Regions from separate parts of the Homo sapiens genome. Here region 1 is linked to region 2. The links are chromatin loops, found by intact Hi-C in ENCODE. Cell type or tissue: K562. All regions are shown on one strand. Each heading gives the region's core, and the rest is flanking DNA. Links, peaks and the distances in the headings are about the cores only. Region 1 overlaps ATP9B (ATPase phospholipid transporting 9B (putative)). Region 2 overlaps ATP9B (ATPase phospholipid transporting 9B (putative)).

What was found. A loop is a pair of places that touch in the nucleus more often than their neighbours do. Peaks named below come from ENCODE experiments on the same cell type or tissue, not always from the same donor. Only the 100,000 strongest peaks of a DNase experiment are listed, where the experiment ranks them.
Region 1: a loop joins it to region 2, with 10 times the contacts of the local background. A loop is called at or near these places in 1 of 110 quality-filtered maps.

What each region holds. Positions count from the first base shown.
Region 1 is chr18:79,257,622-79,260,534 of GRCh38, forward strand. All of the region lies in intron 12 of ATP9B (ATPase phospholipid transporting 9B (putative)), which reads left to right. Among named protein-coding and RNA genes, the nearest start is that of NFATC1, 140 kb to the right of the region's middle. In K562, for the core only: no CTCF peak of the experiment used is centred there; DNase peaks (open chromatin) are centred at 990 and 1,800.
Region 2 is chr18:79,333,581-79,336,493 of GRCh38, forward strand. The region is part of intron 17 of ATP9B (ATPase phospholipid transporting 9B (putative)); the gene reads left to right. Among named protein-coding and RNA genes, the nearest start is that of NFATC1, 61 kb to the right of the region's middle. RefSeq lists a silencer at 2,220-2,420. In K562, for the core only: no CTCF peak of the experiment used is centred there; no DNase peak of the experiment used is centred there.

The DNA.
Region 1 (2,913 bases), core at 270-2,769, 76 kb before region 2:
GTCTTGGCAGAGAAAGCACATTGTCCCAGCACAGCAGAGACGGCCTGTGGCTGGCACAAGTGCACTCCAGCTCAGCCTCCCCAGCCTCCAGCACAGGGCGCCTGCTCCCATCTCTGTCCAGCAAACACATCTTTTTCTAGGAATTCCTTTTTCTTCTTTGCTTTCATTAATTTGATTTTTCTTAATGTCAGTTGATTTCTTTCAGTTCTAGAATGTCACATGATGTTCCTTTCAAGACTGCTTCTCTTTCACCACGTAAAAGGCCTAATGAGAGCTTTGCTTCCTTTTGTATCTAGGGCACCTCTGTCTTTAACTGACAGCATTGAAGAGTATTGAGACTTTTATTACATTTTAGTGAAATATTTTATTTATATGGACTATCTCCAACCACTTCTTTCTTTAGTAAAATAACATAGAAAGATTTGACCTTTTACCTTTATCCAGTTGCCAAGAAAAATTAATTATAGTTATGAAAATTAGTTTACGCAATAAGCATTTTTTAACTAAAACTAATTTTTGTTTTCATACCTCAGTAATTATATGTATTTATAGTAAAACAAAATAGAAAATAGGGCAGGCTGATAGCTTGAGTCCAGGAGTTAGAGACCAGCATGGGCAACATGGTGAAACCTGGTCTCTCCAAAAAACAAAAACAAAAATTAACCAAGCATGGTGGCATGCGCCTGTAGTCCTAGCTAGTTGGGAGGCTGAGGCGGGAGGATTGCTTTAGCCCAGGAGGTTGAGGCTGCAGTGAGCCAAGATCACACCACTGCACTCCAGCCTGAGCAGCAGAGCAAGAGCCTCTCTCGAAAGAAAAAATAATAATAATAAGAGAAGAAGATAAGTATTATCTGTAATCCTGCTGTCTCCACTTAAATTCTGTCAAACCTTTCCAATGTGTTTATACAGACTTACAAATATGACTATGCATATTTATATCTACATACAACACCCACACCCCAGGTGAAGTCTGTGTATCCTTTTCTAGTGTCTGCTTAGAAAATGAGGATGATAGCCGGCTTTCTGCGGGTCTCTCTTGCTCTAGTTTTTCAGTCAGCTGTTTTATGTTTAGCATGTTCAGTCATGCTTGGAGAGACTTACGAAGCAGAACTGTCAGTTCCCCTCTGTTTAGCTCCAGAACATCTCACACCCACTTCAACACAAGGCTCTACCATGTTTCTCTCACTCAGGATGCAGTTACACAGGGTGCACGCAGGGATGAGAACCGTTGATGTCAAAAGCACAGGACACTGATTTGGGAAATTAAAGTTCACATTTTATTAAAGCCAAGTTTGTTTTCCTTTTGCAAATTTTCCGTAAAATATGAATAATGATACATTCTAGTATTTGCTAAATATGCTTTTGGATTGAATAAAGGGTAAGACTTCTAAAATATGTTTTGGTTTTGCACAGTATACAAATCTGTTGTCCTAACACTCTTAAAAGGCTTTTCAAATTTAAGAAAGTTAAGCTGTTTTATAAAAATTCCTCTGTATGAAGTAAAATATTTTGAGCTACTTGATACAATTTACCTTGTAAATTTCAGAGGAAAATATTATAGTATTTAACGTTGACTTTTGTAATTCTAAAATTCATATATGTTCCCTAAATCCTGTGCATCTCTCATAAGAAAAGGAAAACTGATGATCAGAATTCTGTATTCATTTAAAGTTCTCTGAGGTCAGGGACTTGCAGTTACTTCCCTCTTTATTAACTCTTTCGTCCGTATGCTTTGAAATGCTATATACCATTGTAGTTGATAATGCAAAAACTGTCTTATCAGTGCTGGGTCAGAGTGTTTTTACTCCCACATGAGGCATATGTGGGTGCTAGAGGCAGAATGTTGTTTGACAAAGTGATAAAGGTGTTCCTTCTGAGAACACTGAAGAACCTCTTGTAAATACAGTGGCTTTGTTGAAAGCACTGAAGGTGAAGGGTGTTTGTGTGGCTTAGGGACAGGGTTTCCTCTCATTTACCAAGGGTCTAGCCTCCAACCCAGTGAGCGTGGGGATGCTTGCCTGTGCGCTTCCAGAGCAGACGGACCAGGGACCCCAAGTGCTCTGTGCAGTCAGCACACCCCCAGATGGAAGACCAAAAGTGTCAGGCAGCACAGGCACAGCAGTCATTGCTCCTGGATTTAGGAGAGAACTTTTCTGAAGGAAAACTTTTAAGAGCTTTATCAGGTTACTTTTCGGTTAGGTACCCTTTCTGTGACATTTTACAGGTTTTTGCTAATTTACCAAACATCTTTAGTAAGACCTCATTTTCCAGGTAGAATGCTTGGTGAAAAGAGTGTTTTCAACTTCTTTAGACCTAGATTTGATATTCAGGTATTGATGATTTGGAAAATTTGGAGCCTATCCAGATCACATAAAATGCTAATATTGGGAGATTCACTGTTTGGAAAGCATTCACCAAGGGTGTGTCCAGGTGGCGTTTTGCTCTTTGAAGAGATAGATTAGGGGCAGGTGTTAGTCCGTTCTCACCCTGCTGTGAAGATACTATACTAGACTGGGTAATTGATGAACAAAGGAGGTTGAATTGACTCACAGTTCTGCATGGCTAAGGAGGCCCCAGGAAACTTGCAATCATGGCGGAAGGGGAAGTAGTCACCTTCACAAGTCACCTTCACAAGGCAGCAGGAGAAAGTGTGAGCATGTGAAGGAGGAACCATCCCACACTCATCAAACCATCAGAACGCATGAGAACTCACTCATTATCACGAGAACAGCATGGAGGAAACCGCCCCCATGATCCAGTCACCCATCTCCCTCTACACACGGGGAGTACAATTCGAGATGAGATTCGGGTGGGGACACAGAGCCAGACCATTTCAGGGGCTGACTAAAGGATCTACTCAGCAACTCTGCAGAAACCAGGAGTAGAGATGGGTTATCCAAGAAGGATCTGTGT
Region 2 (2,913 bases), core at 380-2,879:
GTAGAGCTTTATTCTCCTTGGAGGTTACCAAAATAGCCTCTAAAAGACCTCTCCCCTCACTGTGTGTCATGGTGGCAGGGCAGGTCTTGGAGGTTACCAAAATAGCCTCTAAAAGACCTCTCCTCTCGCCGTGTGTCATGGTGGCAGGGCAGGTTAGCAGCTGCACCACCTCTGCGGGCTCATTGCGGCCGTAGCTAAGTTGGGAGTGTCCACCTGAGCTACAGAAAGTTCCTGGGGCTTCAGGAAGATGTGATTACCACTGATTTCTCTGTATTGTCAACCCCAGTGTCAGAGACAGGAGCTTTGTAAACATGGTTAAAATTTGAAAGAGTTGCTCAAATTTGAAATTTGAGAGGGAGTCAACAACATCTGGATGGAGAGTCTTAAGCAGCGAATCTTTCGGGACCTTCCAGAGCACAGAGAAGCCCTCTCTACAGGGAGGGTCACTGTTAAAGCATCTTAAAGTATGTTAGCCCTAATAAGTTGAAACTGCTAGGCTGGGCGCGGTGGCTCACGCCTGTAATCCCAGCACTTTGAGAGGCTGAGGTGGGCAGATGATGAGGTCAGGAGAGCAAGACCATCCTGGCCAACATGGTGAAACCCCGTCTCTACTAAAAATACAAAAAAAATAGACAGGGTGGTGGCAGGCGCCTGTAGTCCTAGCTGCTGGGGAGGCTGAGGCAGGAGAATGGCATGAACCCGGGAGGCAGAGCTTGCAGTGAGCCGAGATCGTGCCACTGCACTCCAGCCTGGGTGACAGAGCAAGACTCTGTCTCAAAAAGAAAAAAAAAAGTTAGAAACTGCTAGATTCAAAAATTGATAGTTATACAGCTTAGTGTTCATTACTTTGGTTTTTTTAATGTACTTTTTATAGAACACACCACAGCTTTAAAGCTTAGGCACACCTCACCCAGCACTTAGTAATCAATTGTAGGGCCTCTCTGTATCCCTGGAAGAGAGCCCGGCTGTCCTGAGCCCCGTCCTGGTCCACACAGCAGAGGGGGGTGGGGTTGTCTCCTGACAGCCCCGACACCCCCTGGGGCTGTCCGGGAGCCCAGCACCCTCCACCCCTGCCTCTTGTCTGCATCCCCCAGACGTTGGCCCCTTGGGCAGGACCGTGTGTGCTCACAGCTAAGTCCTACACACGCCTGGCCCCCAGGAGACCCACCGGCGCCCTCCCTCCCACATCTGCCCAGACGCCCACCCCCCCCTTGTGCCGGATAGGAGACCCACCGGTGCCCTCCCTCCCACATCTGCCCAGTCGCCCACACCGCCTTGTTCCAGGTAGGAGACCCACCGGTGCCCTCCCTCCCACATCTGCCCAGTCGCCCACACTGCCTTGTTCCGGGTAGGAGAGCGGGGTGGGTTTGTTTCTTCACCTGCCTTGCAGGAACACGTGCCCTCACGCGTCTGTTCCTGTGGCCGCATGAGGCCTGTCCCTCTGGGTGTCCTTCACGTCACCACAACCACGTGAGGGAGGAACTGTTTTCACTTTGCACACAAGGAAATGGCACAGAAAGCGCAGAGTTCCAGAAGTGGCTTCTGCCGCTCTGCCAGATTCTCTCCGCTGGCTATGTGGAAATGCAGGATGTAGCTATTAACTATGAGCAGGCTCGTTCAAGCCTTTTAAAACCTGACCCTCGTTCATGTAAGCAATATGGCAGCGTCAACCTCGTGTGGACATCAGGGTCTACTTTTGTAAGTGCAGTTTGAACTTCCAGGACTGGGATGTGTGTCACTGGTATGAGCAGTTTAACTTTGAGAGTGTTACCTCCACACAGGTTTGCTCCTGCACCACCCCTCAGCCTTGTCCCAGAGAGCCTGTTTCTTCACCCATCACCAGCTAAAACTGTTGCACTTTTACCTCTAATGGGAAAGTAGTGTTTTTTATTTTGACACCTTCCCTGACTGAACACGGTTAGCACCGTTTCATGAGCTCATTGCAGGCATTTCCATGTCTTGCTTTAACACGCACATCAGGCCCCGTGACTCCTGCAGGGCTCCCCCAACTCTGGAAGGCGAATGCAGGGTGAGGCTTGTGAGCTTTGGGATCTGGCCGTGTCCCCACCAACCCCAGCTCTCACCGCGGCCCTGCACTCCTGCCCTCCCCTCCATCACTAACTGCGCTTACTGCTCATGATTGGCTGCCCTGCAAGGCCAGTTACATGCACGTTAAAAATAGAGCAAGAAGAACTTACGCAGATTCACGGAGTTAGTCCCAGAGCAACACTCTTATGAGCCCATTTCTATGAAGGAGGAAACAAGTACAGAAAAATGAGGTCGTTTGCCCAAAAACACAAAGTCTGTGGCAGAAACAGGTTTCCGGCCCAGCCACCTGGTTCTAAATCCATGGTATTACAACACGCCAGGGGGGTCCCCCTCTCCCCCAGTGTACACCAGGAGCCCTCCCTGGCACCAGGCGCTCCCCTCGCCCGTCCCCAGCACCGCCGTGTGCACCCTCCATGCCCTCCCTGGCACCAGGTGCTCCCCTCGCCCGTCCCCAGCACCGCCGTGTGCACCCACCATGCCCTCCCTGGCACCAGGCGCTCCCCTCGCCCGTCCCCAGCACCGCCGTGTGCACCCTCTGTGCCCTCCCTGGCACCAGGCGCTCCCCTCGCCTGTCCCCAGCACCGCCATGTGCACCCTCCGTGTGTTCTTGCTACATGCAGGCTGCCGTCCACACTCTGGAGTGGTGGTGTTTAAGGATTCAGGGTATGATTTTTTGAAAAGCCCGTGCTGTGGTAAAAAGAAGCTCTGCTAGGCACCAGGAGAGTCCAGGTGGAGTGTGCCCCAACTCCATCCAGTGTCTTTGCCTCTCGAGTGAAGGGGTCAGTAGGATTTGAGATACCAGACAGGTCGGGAGGTTAAAAGGATGCATTGTATGTAAAGGTGTCCCTCTGCTGAGTTGTCTCT